Linked DNA regions of Mus musculus: region 2 is linked to region 1. Evidence: chromatin contacts called from ENCODE Hi-C or POLR2A ChIA-PET data. All regions are on one chromosome and are shown on one strand. The core of a region is the stretch at or near the end of the contact, and the rest is flanking DNA. Distances in the headings are between cores, read along the strand shown.

What was found. A loop is a pair of places that touch in the nucleus more often than their neighbours do. ChIA-PET counts read pairs that join two places held with the same protein, here RNA polymerase II (POLR2A).
Region 2: a loop to region 1 is called in a map of v-Abl transformed pro-B cells, with 2.6 times the contacts of the local background. The contact joins the promoter of Ncoa4 here to the promoter of Btd in region 1. A Hi-C loop is called at or near these places in 2 of 37 maps with a recorded cell type or tissue (regulatory T cell and v-Abl transformed pro-B cells). POLR2A ChIA-PET finds 5 or more read pairs at or near these places in 2 of 5 experiments (Patski and embryonic stem cell).

Annotation. Positions count from the first base shown.
Region 1 is chr14:31,636,050-31,643,652 of GRCm38, reverse strand. Btd (biotinidase) reads right to left here and starts at 2,596. Exons shown (of 4, transcript NM_025295.4): 1 at 2,518-2,596. The coding sequence starts at 2,528. It overlaps Hacl1 (2-hydroxyacyl-CoA lyase 1), which reads left to right and starts at 2,688. Exons shown (of 17, transcript NM_019975.3): 1 at 2,688-2,864; 2 at 3,055-3,159. The coding sequence starts at 2,775.
Region 2 is chr14:32,156,917-32,164,519 of GRCm38, reverse strand. It overlaps Ncoa4 (nuclear receptor coactivator 4), which reads right to left and starts at 4,633. Exons shown (of 10, transcript NM_001033988.2): 1 at 4,510-4,633. Msmb (beta-microseminoprotein) reads right to left here. Exons shown (of 4, transcript NM_020597.3): 4 at 6,193-6,453. The coding sequence ends at 6,324.

The DNA of each region.
Region 1 (7,603 bases), core at 1,347-3,846:
TGTCAACCAATTTCATTTTTAGCCATTCTACAACTTGACACAGCCTAAAATCACCTGAGAAAAGAGGCTTCATAGAGAAACTCACGTTACCAGGTTGGTCCGTGGGCAGGTCTGCGAGGGCCAAACCAAGAGGAATGTTAACCAATGCAGAAGGGCCTAGCCACAAGACAGGTGTCCTGGGCCGTATGAGAAAGCTGGCTAAGCATGAGTCTGGGAGAAGCCAGAGAGTGTGCCAGCAACTAGGTTCTTCTGTGGTTCCTGCCTTCAGTTCCTGCCCTGACAACTGTCTCACAAAGATGGTCTGTGACCTGGCAGTGTAAGAAAAAATAAACTTCTGCTCCCTAGCATGCGTTTACTCCTGGTATTCTCCATAACGACAAAATGAAGCTGGGAGGACAAATAACCCTGATTCTTTCTTTCTTTAATGACCAAGCACTACATTTTGGCAAAGCGTGCACTGGTTTTCACAGGTTCAGTTAGGTTAGGTTTAAAAACGAGCACAGGATCCCTAGTGTTCTTGTGAACGGACTGAGATAAAAGTCAGAATTTGGGGGCCCACGGAGTCACTGCCTATAGCAGCTGCCTTCTTTTGAAAGTTCATCTTCCCTATGCATATTACAACTCTTTTTAAAATATGATTTATTTTTGAGACAGGGTCTTACTGTTGCCCAGGCTGGCTTCAAACGTGAGATCCTGTCTTAGCTTCCTTGAGTACGGGTCCCATAGGTCGGCCTCACCACACCCGTCTTACAACTCTTTCTAGATCATCCAGCTACTTTGAGGTTATCTTCACCCACTTGGAAGAAAGTTGTCAAGCAACTCCTCACCATCCCAGAGCTAGATCCCTAAAGCAATCACTATCTGGACTCTGAGGCCTGGATTTGCTCTGTGGAGAACAGGTCACTAATGCTATTAATTATTATTAATTAATTTAATTATTAAGGCTTTATTAATTATTATTTTTCATGTTTATGGCTTATTTGCCTGCATGTATGTCTACATAATACGTGTGTGCCTGGTGCTCTCAGAGGCCAGAAGAGGGCATTGGCTTTGCCAGAACTGGAATTACAGATGGTTGTAAGACACTATGTGGTTGCTGGAAATCAGGTCATCTGGAAGAAGTCACTGCTCTTAAACACATCTCTCCAACCCCTGCCGTCTGATTTTTAAGAAAGTTAAAATTTAGGGCCTGAGATATAATTCGGTGGTAGAGTGCTTGACTAATATGTGCAAAGTCCTAGGGTCAGTCACTAGTATTGCTTTTATGACTTATTCTTTCTTTGAGTAATTAAAAGACATGGTCTCTCTACATAGCCCTGGCTATCCTGAAACTCACTAGGTAGCCCAGGCTGGTCTCAGACTCGCAGAAGTCGACATGCTCCTGCCTCCAAGTGCTGGGATTACAGATGTGAGCCACCACATCTGGCGCTACGATGCCAAATCTCACCAAAATAACAAATAACATTTTAAGCATACTGCCAACAAAAATAACAGGGAGTATGATTAACATATTCCAAGTCCACACAGAGTGCTCTGTATAAATTACAGCGCCTGGGATCCTTACACTGAAGTTGGATGGAACAGCAGTGACTTTGCACTTGGAAGACAGTCACGTCACTTCTGCTTAATCTCTACAGGCAAGGGAAGCAAGGCCCGCTGTACCTTGAACTGCTAGGCGAAGGCAATAACCAGCTCAATGAGTTTTCTCTTTGCCAAATGGCAAAAATGGCCAGTTGAAGACTGATCCTTAATAAATATAAACCAACCAACCAACCAACCAACAAACAAACAAACAAAAGCCCATTCGATCTGAATCACAGTGATTTGTTCCCATCAGGGTCCAGTTTGCCCTTCATAAAGTGTTCTGCCAGTAATTCTGAGAAAGCAATCGGTGTTAAGGGGCCAAGAATCCACTAATGTCTACAAAGCACGCGATGCCAGGGGTCAAGCAGGCTAATCCATGAACCAGTAAGTAGAAAACCAACACTATTACTTTGGTAAAAGTTAAGCAATCATACATTAATTATTAAGCAATGGCTCTAACAGACCTTAGTGATACCCAACTGGAACAAAATAAGTAAATATAAACCAGGCAGAGGGCAGGAGCAGCTACGGTGTTAATAAGTTTATCTCTTGAGCAATTTTGGTGTCATCTCTGATTAAGAATACACCTCTGCTCACAGACTTCTGGAACGTGCACATGATGTGGGGTGCAAAACCACAGAGTTATAAAATCAGAGGGCACAGGAGCACGACACTGTACCCAAAAGCCTGTTTTTTTTCCAACTTTACACTCTCCAAGTTACCCGCGTCCCAGCAGCCTTTGCGTAGCTTGCCTCCAATCAGCGGGAAGCCCCGGCGAGGGCGGGGAGGCGCGGTGGGGCCACGCCCCCTCCTCGCCTGGTCTCTGCAGTCACCCTCCAGATGTGCCATCCCCTCCATACCGGACTGAGCTGTATCGCTACCCTAGTGGAGGACAAAACCAAGGCGAGCATCCTCAGAGATTGGGTTTCTTACCTGCTTCGCATAGGACGCGGCCTCCGGCTCGTCCCGCCTCCTGCTGATGGCGGAGTCCGGAAAAGACTGACTGGAGAATGGGCGTGCTTACATGATCGCCTCACCAAGGACTGACTTCTTGTCCCGCCCCTTCTCCCCTTTGCTTAAATCCGTTGGGCTGCCCTCCTGTCTGTCAGAAGCGGGTGTCACCAACAACAACTCTTAGGCTAGTGAAGCTGTGAGCTGCGAGAGTGCCTTGAAGTAACTTTAGGTGGAAGATGCCAGAAAGTAACTCCGCAGAGGGTAGCGACAGAAGCGAGGAGCAGGTGTCTGGTGCTAAAGTCATCGCCCAGGCTCTAAAAACTCAAGTACGATGGATCCCTCGGGTGTGAAAGGCTCTACAGAAGCAGACGGGGACCTCGCGTTGTCCTAGAGACGGAGGGCAAGGAGGCGGGGGCGGGGGTCCTGTAGGTCTTTCCTTTGGACCCCCCGGGAGGGCAAGAAGGCTGGGTCACCTGATGATAGTTGTTTGTTGCCCCTTTTCCCTCCTACCCTCAGGATGTGGAGTACATGTTCGGTGTCGTAGGCATCCCCGTGACCGAAATCGCCCTTGCTGCCCAGGAACTGGGCATCAAGTACATTGGGATGCGGAATGAGCAAGCGGTGAGTCTTGACACAGGGACCAAATGGCAGCCATTCGATGCACACAGCGTCCCATCGTTTCTAAAGCATTGCACGTACCACTGTTAATCCTCCTTGACAGGAAAATGAGAAGAGAGAGACTAAGTTAAACTTGCCCAACGCGAGTCATTTGGTAGTGGCATTTGAACTCAGGTATTCTGAGTTTGGAGCTATGCTTATACCTTTCTACCGTAGTGTACTCTGCCACATCCAAATATCAGAATCGAAAGGGGTAGTCTTACTTCACTACTAGACTGTTAGTTCTAGCAGAGAAGGCATATTGATTCATCGCTAGGTAAGTGTATTGCCAGCATCTGATGTAGTTCCTGTACATGACAGGTGTCAGAGAGTGATTAGTGATTGAAGGCCAGGACTCATGCAACATAAAGTGGAAGACATTATAGACGGCAGTGCCGTCATTGGAACTCAGGGCTCTCAAACCCCAGTTTGGTGCTTTCCCTCAGCATTATGCCTCCCTCCTTTGGGGTCTTACCTGGGAGAGGGAAAACCAAAGGACATTTTATGAACCCACTTAAAGTATTTTCTCTGGCAGCCCAGGATTACCCTCTCTTAGCAATCCAGGCAAAAATATCAAGTATCTGGTGCAGATGAAGTGGTTCAGTGAAGTTCTACAAAGCCACGTAACCTCATAACCTGAGTGTAATCTCCAGGGCCTGTATGGAAAAATGAAGGCGGTTTCTGATTTATGATTCATGTTGTCCTTGGACCTACACACACACACACAGGCTGAGTTAAATTGTTTTGGACCTACACACACACACAGACAGGCGCTCTCTCTCTCTGTCTCTCTGTCTCTCTGTCTCTCTGTCTCTCTGTCTCTCTCTCTCTCTCTCTCTCACACACACACACACACACACACACAAATAATTTAAAAGATTAAGAATTGGGGCTGAAGACTTAGCTCAGCAGTTCATAGTACTTGTTGCTCTTTCAGAGACCAGGATTTGATTTCTGGCATCCACGTGGTGGCTCCCGACCTCCCATAACTCTGGTTCCAAAGGATCTAACGATTTCTTCTGACCTTCATGGGTGGCACACACGATTCACACCCCCCCCCCACACACACACAGCTGTCCCTTCTGCTGCCGTCACTGCTGTCCTGATCCACGCTCTTGACCCCTTTTCTCTGCCATCCGATGTGAGTTCCATTGGGTGTGGCTCATTTGCTTTCAAATCCCCACAGTACTGACTTGACTTGAGGTCTCTATGTAATCTAGGTGTGTACTACACTATTTGCTAATTGAAAGACCTTTATCAATAAGGCTTGAAAGTTATAGGGAGTGTTTTTAATCAGAAAACTGGTAGGTATTAATTTGTGTTGTTTACACTTTTATTCCCTTACCTCTTTGTTTTTTCCAGTGCTGGGAATTGAACCCAGGCCCTTGTGCACACTAAAGCAAGCACTCTGCCACTGAGCTGTACCCTTACCTCTCAGTTTTCCTATGTGGAATAACCTTCTATTCTTTTACCTGCATGAGAAAGGATAGGTGCTGATCTGTATTTTACTATTTTTCTTGAGTATGTTTGCCCGTTGTTTCTTCTTCATGCAGTAGACATGCACTAAGTATGTACTGTATGCATGATGTGGACTGTATACGCGGCAGAAGAGAGGGATATAAAGAAGATATAAGGTTTATTTTTCACCTCCAAGTTGATGAGTTGGGGGAAATGAGGGTAAGACACAAAAAGACAGTCTGAAATAATTTAGCTCCTCAAAAAGGAATCCATAAAAGGGAGAGTAGTCACACACAGTGTGTGACTGGCTGTCCTCACTGGGACAGGAAAGATTGCTCATAGAGGTGATGGCTTGTCCTTGCTGCATCAGTATAACTTAAAGGCATGGCAAACTGTGAGAGTGGGTAGTTAGGCCAAAGGATGGTGATGGAAAATCTGCAGCTCACAACTGCAGTCCCTGTAGCTACTCAGCTGAAACAGAAGATTTCAGGTTTGGAGCCAACCTGGTCAGCTGAGACCATGGAGGGCTTGGGTTATCTTTCAGTGGTAGAGTACTTGTCTAACATGTCCAGTGCTCTGGGTTTCCCTGGTACAAAGACAACAGACTTGAATAAACAGACAAATCCATACAGTCTTCTGAGAGAGCATCCCACAGAGGATGATAAGGGAGCTATCTTGAAGAAAGAGTAGGCATGGCCTGTTAGGAAGGGAAAGGTTAGCTCTTCTAGAGGTGACCCCTAGGTTAGCGGCTTACATGACTAGATGATATGGCTACTGACTGAGGCTTAGAATAGAGAGAGGAGGACCATTTACAAGGGAAGATGGCAGGTATAACGATGGAGTTTTCAAAGGGAATACTCAAAAGTGCTCAGAAAGACTCAGGCACAGGTTTGTGCTAAAGAGAAAGGTGCACTTGGCGATTGCTTTATATGTTGTCTGTCAGGTTTTTAGAGTAGTCAAGACATTCGTGTGGCCAGAAGCTAGGAGGTTATCAGGGATTTAGCTATATTCTAAGTATTTTACATGTCTGGGATTGCTGACCTTGTCCTCTTTGGGGTGCTCTGAATTATATTCATTTTGTAGATGAAAAAGCCAATGTGCAGAGTAATTTCTCAAAATCACACAGTAGAATGTAGGAGAACTAGGCTCTGAGTCAGAGCACTTTGACTCCAGATCTATCTTGAGAACTATGTGTGCTGAGGGGATGTAATTTGATAGAAAAGTAGAGGGTTTTTTTTTTTTTTTTTTTTTTTTTTAGTGGTAATAAAGTTTGTTATTTTTCATAAGGCAGTGAAGTTCATACCTGAACTGTAATCCTAGCACATGGGAGGCAGAGGCAGGTGAATCTCTGAGTTCAAGGCCAGCCTGGTCTACCTATCAAGTTCTAGGACAGCCAGGGCTACACAGAGAAACCCTGTCTCAAACGACAACAACAAAACCAAACCAACAACAGCAATCTGTTATTTCTCATCGCTTGGCATATGCCAGAGGAGTATTCTTTCTGCATGTTTTGTATTTTACTACTATAAGCGAAAAATTATTCCCAATATATGATTAAGTATATTAATTTTAGCAAACCTTTTATGCAGTTTACTCTTGTTTTTAAAAAGAAAACAAGTAATGTCTATAATGTTCTAGACAAAGAATAATTTTAAAGTGCCCTCAGTGTTCTTCTTGGGCATCTTGTATTTCCTTTAACTTAGAGTTTCCCCTGTTCCTTGTAAGCTGAGGGAAGTACAGTTTGGTGAAAAACAGCCAGGCATGGTGACTCCCGGATGGATGCCAGAGCTCACGAGGCTGAAGAGGTGCAGTCAAGGGCAGCCTGGGCTACAGAATGAGAGCCTGTCTCAAAACAAACAAAAAACCATGTCAGCAGTAAAAAAAAAAAAAAAAAAAAAAAAAAAAGTCACCAGCTCGCTTGCTAAGAATTGAAGACATACAGTAATGTGTAACCTGACTGTGTGGGAGCACACTCAGAAACAGGGATAACTGAAAAATCCCATTTAAAATGGAGCCACACTCACTGGCCCATATAATTATCTGCAGACATCAAGCCAAACTGATGAGGGATAAGAGAAAACATAGATTATCAGTGTGAGGAATGAAAATACGAACATCGTTACAGACCCTAATGTGTAAATGGGCTGAAGAAATCACAGTGGAAAATGGAGACTTTTTAAAATCAATGACAATGAAATGAGTATCAAATGTAATTCGTGGGCTGGTGAGATGGCTCAGGGGGTAAGAGCACCCGACTGCTCTTCCAAAGGTCCAAAGTTCAAATCCCAGCGACCACATGGTGGCTCACAACCACCTGTAACAGAGATCTGATGCCCTCTTCTGGTGTGTCTGAAGACAGCTACAGTGTACTTACATATAATAAATAAATAAATCTTTAAAAAAAAATGTAATTCGTAAGATAAAATACCTTTTAGACGAAGTAGCTGAAGTGAATCTGTTAGTAAAGATTTCAAACCAATGCTGTCAGGTTTTTGTTTGTTTGTTTGTTTTGTTTTTTGTTTTTTTTTCAAGACACCAGGAAAGGAAAGGCAAATCAAACTCAAGGAAAGACATTAAGTAATGAATGCATAGGCAGACACTAGGGAAGTAGGAAACAATACAGAAAAACAAAAAACCTAATGGTGCCAGGACTTGGAAGCCCCAGACATGAGAGTCACCATGGGCTACGAGGTAATGAGACCAGGCTCTAAACAAAGAAGTTAACCCTTCAGAGAAGAGTGAGAGAAGACATACATGAGCTGTAAGAAATCAACTCCTATTGATTCTCAAGATCCTGGAGCAGTTATGAGTTGGTAATGTGGACAGCATAGAGAGTAATCACAATCTCTTGAAAAACTAACATTTAGACACCTAGATGCTGAAGTCAGGCCTTGAAGTTTATGGCTATCACATCTCATGAAAATGAGTAGTGCTCCAATTCTTCCTTTCC
Region 2 (7,603 bases), core at 3,384-5,883, 520 kb before region 1:
AGACGCCTTCACCTATGCCTTTGATGTCTACTGCCAGAACAGAAGGGTGGACATCTCTTATCTCTACTTAATAAACTCATTAACTTGGCTTCACTCAGACTAATTAGAGCATTCTTTCCTGAGGTGTGGTCAGAATCCCTCCAGCCTTACAGAGTGGAGGGAAGGGCCTGTGAGCTGACTCAGCACTCTGGAGGTACTTAGGATTACAGGTATGAGCCCCATCAGACACTTATTTTCTATTTCCTATACATATAAAGTGACTTTGTGGACATTAAGAGTAAAGCAAAACCATGAGAGAAGACTCAAACATCCCAGATCAGCATCACCTCCTTTACCCTGAAACGCAGTTTGAGATCCCAAGTCATACACTCATTACAAAAGGAAGACAGAAACAGCTAGTTCCAGATATCCTGTTTGGATAGCACATTTGGTGAAGATACAAAGATTAAATGAATGAAAAATGTACAGCTCTCTGTACTTCATGTCAGTGGTACATTTAAGCAAGGTAATGCCAGCAGGCTACAGCAGGAAAACCACCCTTCCCATACTGGGCTAGTGAGTTCAAAGCCACCTATATACACCAAGACCCTGTCCAAAAATACCAGGGGAAGGGAAATACAGCTAGTCTGAGTCTTGACATCTCCATTTTAGTAAACTAAGAAGTCCCTCTTTCCACCCTGTCTTGTCCAGCTTGGTTCTCCAAGTTCTTTCTGCCAGCATGCCACGTTAGTCCCTTCTAGCCGTCTGCTTTTCAAGTTATAAGCAATAGAAAGCCTTTCCTGGTCAAATACACGATTCTTCAATATTACCAGGCAATAGAACTGTCATGCTGCCCTCTTGTGCCTACTATCTATACAGGTTTCCAGTAAGAACCCGCTAACACAGTGGTTCTCAACCTCCTACCATAAAATTATTTATTGCTATTTCGTAACTAATTTCGCTACTGTTATGAATCATAACATAAATATCTGTTTTCTGATGCTCTAAAGTGACCCTTACAAAAGGGTCATTGACGCCTCGAAGGGTCAAGACCCACAGGTTGAGAAGCAATGCTTGAATACATGCCTCTCTTGTCAGGCCTGCTTTCTTACCCTGAAGGCTCTCCCAGCTAGAACACACAGCACTATACACACAGCTTGGGATCATCTGTACCTTGGCACTAACAACCTTCCCCGCGTGCTGTATGTGCAACAGAGTTGGCCTAAATAAGAAAAGGACCCGCAGCACTTGTACCAATGCTTGGTCTTGAACCAACCTGTGCTTTAATACATCTTTTATTAATGGATGAATAAATAATGTGTTAATGGTCAAATTCAGAGCAGCTGCAAAATAAATCTTTGTGTTATAAACATAATCAACTTGATGCTGTCCCCTTAAAACCTGTAGTATTAATTTAGGAAAGTAATTTAGAAGAGGACAATGTTTCCAACACATTTTCCCCCCAATATTGGAGGTACAACGCTGAGCTTTGTATATGCTAGACAACACTTTAACTAAGCCACGCCCTAGCCCTTAGTTTCTGACAGTTTCCTGTAGTTCAAGCCGGTCTTGAACTCAGTATTCTGCCTCTTGGTAGACCTTCTGGACTTCCAGAACCCTTGCAACAGCACCCAGAAAAACTTAATTTCTTGTTTTCAAACAATACAGAACTGATGAGGGTTGTCTCCACAGAAATCACAATCCTAGCATGAGTGCTGAGAAAGGCAGTTTTTAAAACTGCCAGACCCAAAAATCTTAGTTCCACAAACTCAAAATAACAATGGGCTTGTTGGTTAAAATGTGCACTGTATTTACAGCCAACTCAACATTTCCCCCCTCAGATTTTGCAGTAAGTACCACAGAAATTGCCTGAGGGACTAGCAATATAGCTAAAGTAAAACTCAAAACATACCTGAATTATTTTGGAAGCTGTAATTGTCCACGTATTAAAAGACTATGCTATACTTACTGACACAAGCTAAGCCCATTTAACCTACTCACTCAACACTAAACCAAAACTGCTCGGTCTGTAGGGCAATCAAGGCAATGCCAAATGGGAGGAACTACAAGCTCAAAAGCCCCAAGTGCAATCCTGGTCCCCCAGAAAAACATGTTGATTCTACCGCGCAATCAAGCCAAGCAAAGCCAACCTGGAGGAAGACAGTCATGAGCACCTGATGAGTGGTTCATGCTAGCTAAAAACAGAATACCTACACAGTAATTATTTAGCTCACTTGCCTGTGAATCTATCTAATTCAGGTATACAGACGATAAGCTTACAAATGATGTCTGAAGTGTTAGATTTAACAGTCACAGAAGGCAAGCTGAGGACAACTGACAGCCCCTCTAAGAGACAAGCATAGAAACAAGAGTACCACTGGTGACACACCTAGAGCAGAAGAGCTCAACTTAGCAACTCTTATAGGCTTAACAGGGTTAAATAGGATACCTGTAGTCACAGGCTTCTACACCCAAAAGTCTGAGTCTGGTTGCCTCTTAGCCTTTTGGCTATGATCTAGTATGAGTCTAAACCCCTCATCTGCACCAGGTATTTTGAAGGGGCCGTTTAAGGTTTATGTAGTCATTCAAGTATTTAAGGTCTTGAACAGAAAGGCACAGTGGTGTTGTTCCTGTGGAGACGATGGTGAATCTGCCATCTAGCAGAACGTTTGTGCCACTGATTCACAGACAACAATAGATTTCTGAAATAAGAAGCACAGGTAAAAAAAGGTGGCTAACAGGCTCAGTGAGTTGCTATAAGTACTGACCGGTGTGTTAACACTGTGTGGGCAAAGGCCCAGAAAGCTAGCTGAGAGACTCTCAAGTGCAGAAGGGGTGTGTGCCGGGACACCCAGAGTTCTATAAGACCTACATACAGATCCCTGGGACACAAGCAACCTGCACTGCTTTCATAAACTGGCCATGGGAGTCAAGTTAACTTCTAAAACTAGATACAAGATGCTTTAAGAAGCATCTTAGTTCATCTGTAGTTCGGTAATTTTCCTCAAAAGAATAACGTAACTGTAGAGACAGACACGTTCGTCATCATCAAACTTCAATCTGAAAACTTTAAATGTCTAGGTTATTTTCCGAAAGGCTCAAAGACCCAAGGGAGGAGGTAAAAAAAAAAGAAAAAAGAGATCTAAATGCAGGGACTGTTAGTGCCAGCAGCTACCCATTATCTCACTTAGCAGAACAATTCTTCGGGCGAGTAAATCTTGCAAAGAGCAAATCACCTGGGTGTGGTGGCACGTACGTCTGTAAACCCAGCAGAGCCAACAGGATCCCTGCAGCCAGTCTCAAGCAAACTAAACAAACCAGGCTGGAGAGATGGCCCAGTGGTTATCAAAGGGCCAGAGTTCAGTTCTTAGGGCCCACATCAGGTGACTCACAATGGCTTGTAAGGGGATCTGACACTCTTCTTAAACAAACAAAAAAATCCACAGAGCAAATCAAGCGACCTGCTGAGCAGTACAAATTAGTCTCCTGTTTGTCACACAGGATGAAATTCTTTCCAATGTTCTAATGTACTTTAAAAGTTCAGAAACATCACAGTGGGATGCTAACGGAGAACCAACAGCCTTACCTGTCCCATACACACCCAGGGAAGTAACTCAAAAGGTCTATGACCATACTCCAAATTACCAAGTGGGTGGAAAGTCAAGTCCTTCCAAAAGGACGCCAGGGTGGCAGGCCCTTACCTACTAAACAACACTAGCAGGAGAGCTGTGTGCAGGAGGGTCAGATAACTCCAGCCCCTCTGACTTGTCATTCTTGAGCCATCCTCCCAAGTTCCAGCCTGTAGCACTTAAACCCATACTGTTCCCACCGCAAGGGCTAAGTCACATCAGGGCCGGGAGCACGTCCACTTCTTTACATTACTATATCCTCAGTACCCTAAGCATATAGCAAATGAACGCCCGAGCTATGAATTAATGATTCTGCAAGCTCTCTCTTCTCATCAGCTGAAGGGACGAATCAAACGATTTAAAGGGACTGCTGGGAGAAGGAAACGGATAGTGGGCCTCCAGAAGTCATTCCACCTTGCCAAACCACTAGGAATAGGGGCAAATGTGCACTGGGTCAGTAATGGAAACCAGGCCCGCCTGGGACCAGAGAAACAGGGCTGTCACCGCTATAAACCCAGAGGACAGTCAGGGCAATGTAGGGAAAGGGATGGAAGAGAAGCATTCAGGCTGCAATCGTGGCCCAGGAACGAAACATGTCGACAGGACAGAGGAGAGAAGACAGATCCAGCGCTTGGGCATGAAGGAAAAGTGGTAGCGTCGGGACGAGGGGAGGGAGAGGAGCTCTGGCCTGGCGCGACGCGGGGACTGGAGAGGCGATCACAGCAGACGTGACCTGGGGAAGGGAAGGGCCATTGGGCCCCGCGTGCAGGCAGGTGGGATGGTGGTCCCGGACCCGAGGGTCGGGAAGAATGGAGGGGAGGGCAGGACAGGCCACAGGCCGGAGCGAAGAAGGGCACAGGGCAGAAGAGGAAGCGCGCCCGCCGGCCACTCTCGTCCTTACCGGCTGGCAGCGCTCCTTCCGGTGATCCGAGCGGACCTTAGACCGACCCAGACACTTAGCCGTGGAAGGATCCGGACCCTGAAGACAGAGTTCTCGCGATAGGATGGCCTCCCTACCACGCTTCTCGGTAGTGTTCTGACAGTCTCGCGAGATTTCCTTCCGCGCCTGCGCAAAGTCTTCTTAGAGCTCAACGTGGAGGCATGCAGTAACACTCCCTGCCCTTAGTCTGGATCATTTTCGTGCCTATCAGTAAGTCTCTAATCCCAGCACTCCGGAGGCAGAGGCAGAGGCAGGCGGATTTCTGAGTTCGAGGACAGCCTGGTCTACAGAGTGAGTTCCAGGACAGCCAGGGCTACACAGAGAAACCCTGTCTTGAAAAAAAAAAAAAAAAGCACTTCCTGTTCTTGCAGAGGACCCAGTTTTGGTTCCCAGCCACCTACAGGATGGCTCACAACCACCCATACCTCCTGGTTCCAGTGCCTTCTGACCTCCAAGGGCACCAGGCGTGCACACGGTACAGATGTATATATGCAGGCAAAAAAGAGTCATGCAAATAAAGAAAATAAACTCTTTTTTTCCTCTGGGGTTTGTGGTGGTTTGAGTAAGAATGGCCCTCTCGGGCTCACGTGTTTGAATGCTTACTGATGAGAAGATGGCTCTACTTAGAGTGAGTGTCCTTGTTGGGGTGGGTGTGGCTTTGGGGGAGGAAGTATGTCACTGGGGGTTGGCTTTGAGGCTTCAGAAGTCCAAGCCAGGCTTAGTGGCTCACTCTTTCTTTCTGCTGCATGTGGATCTGGATGTAGTACTCTGAGCTACTTCTGCCTGCAGGCCACCCTGCTTTATGCCATGCTGATAATGGACAAAGCCTCTGAAATGGTAAAGATGGCCCAGGCAAATGCTTCCTTTTGTAAGAGTTGCCATGGTCATGGTGTCTCTTCACAGCAATAAAACAGTGACTAAGACAAGGCTGATGGGCTTTATAACTTAGGAAAAACATGCTACATTTTTTTTTAAATATTGAGTAAATAAATGTCAGAATTAATGTTACAGTTTCAAGTCAGTGTATTTTAGCTGGTCTGTATGCCACACCTAACTGACCCTAGAGCTAGGCCCCACCACCCACAGAAGTCCGGCTTCTGAGTTTCCTGTCAGACTGCGTGAGGTCTAGAGAGCCCCTTCTCCAGTATCTCTAACCTGTTCTAACCTTATGCAAACACAGTGTGATGTGGGGACTCGATAAAGAGGGGGTACCTAAGTAACTGGAAGGAAGGATAAATGAGAGTACCAGGGACAAAGAAGAAGTCTGGTTTCATCATGAACACACATGCTTTTTTCCATTGTAAAGCAGAAACAGATGGTTCTGAGCCACCATGTGGTTGCTGGGAACTCAGAACCTCTGGAAGAGCTTCGGGGCTCTTAACCACTGAACCACTTCTCTAGCCTAAACCAGAAACAAGATGCAGGCAGAAGAGCCTTATTTGTAGAAGTGGTGGAAATGGATGTGGGCCCCATAGGAAAGCACACATGCATGACACCTGTTGGAGCTCAGGAAAGATGCTGTAACTGGTACCTGGTATTGTTGGGTTGATTTGTTTGGTTGTATAACATGCATTAAGTTAATACAAATATGGTTGGCAAACTTGTTTACTTGTTTACTTGTTTGTTTTTTTATTTATTTGAGTTTTTCAAGATATGCTGCCTCTGCCTTCTGAGTGCTGGGATTACAGGTCACCTCCTTGCAAGCTTATGATTGGTAAATTTAAATCATACAAGGTTCAAATGTTACTCCACTTTTGGGCCCACACGAAGCACATTTACATAGTCCAGCTGTCAACTCGACAGGTCTTCCCTGGGTTCTTCCGATCCACCACACTGTAGGTGCAGTTCTCTGGGTGGAATTGTACATCACAGTTGTCTTTGTCATAGCTCAAAGGCCTAGTAGCGCTGTCAATGAGACAAGAAAAGACGTTAGGAAGGGAGGAAACATTCACCCAGCCCTACTGCTCTGTGCAAGAAGCAGACTACACACATTCCTGTCTCCTGGAATGTAAGGGCATCACTTGGCTAGAAGCATTTGTACCTGTTTGTGCCATGGAGTCACAGAGACCATCCCTAACAAGGGTCCTACATTCTACCCTGCATGCACTGAAGGACACTGGGAAGTTCTAACAGGCCAAAGGCAGGGCTAGGCCGCTCTGGGACGGGAAATCTTGTACTAACCTTGTCTTCCCAACCCTCCCTGTCCAGGGAGTGGTCATCGATAATGGTGCTAGACTGTGGGAAGAGAAGGGTTGTCCCAGCTCTGTGTGGTATCTAGTTAGAAGAGGAGCTCACCCAACCAACAGGGGCAGAGAGCCATCCCAGACCAGGGTCATGGATCCCAGGGAGAAGATAGTAGAAACAAAGCATCATGGGAAAACCCACCTGCACATGCAGGGGCACACGATTTTAGGAGTCATTGCCCTCAAAGCCCATCTATAGGCTTGGGACATGGTGGCATGCAGCTATAATTACAGCACTTGGAGGTAGAGGCAGAAAGATTAGAAGTTTAAGACTAGGCTCTGCTACACAATGAACTTGAGGCCAGTCTAGGCTATGAGAAACCTTGTCTCAGCAAAGCTACAGGCTAGAGAAATGTAGTCCGTGGTTAAAAGCAATTTCTATTCTTTCAAAGAATGGGAGTTTGGCTCTCAGCACCCTGAGGATACCTCTAACTCCAGCCCCAGGGAGTCAACACCTTCTGGCTTTCATGGGTAATTGCATTTCTGTGCGTAGACATCCACGTAGACAATACGCATAAATAAATAATAAATATTTTCCTAAAGACCAAAGAATAAATAAACTGCTCTGGCTAAAGTGTATAAAAGCAGCCATTTCAATGCCCTGTATAACAAAAAAAGACCCAGAATTTTATCCTAAAGGAAAAGGACATCTGATTCCAAGAACATCAGAATTTGCAGCCCTCCCTGGCCATGCAGAGAGACACTGGCAGGAAGTTGTCTCACAATTTACCAGGACACTGGACACTCAACCCAAGCCTACATGGCCCAAACCCATGGGAACATTGTCCTGTGAGAGGAAGGCCCCAGTGACA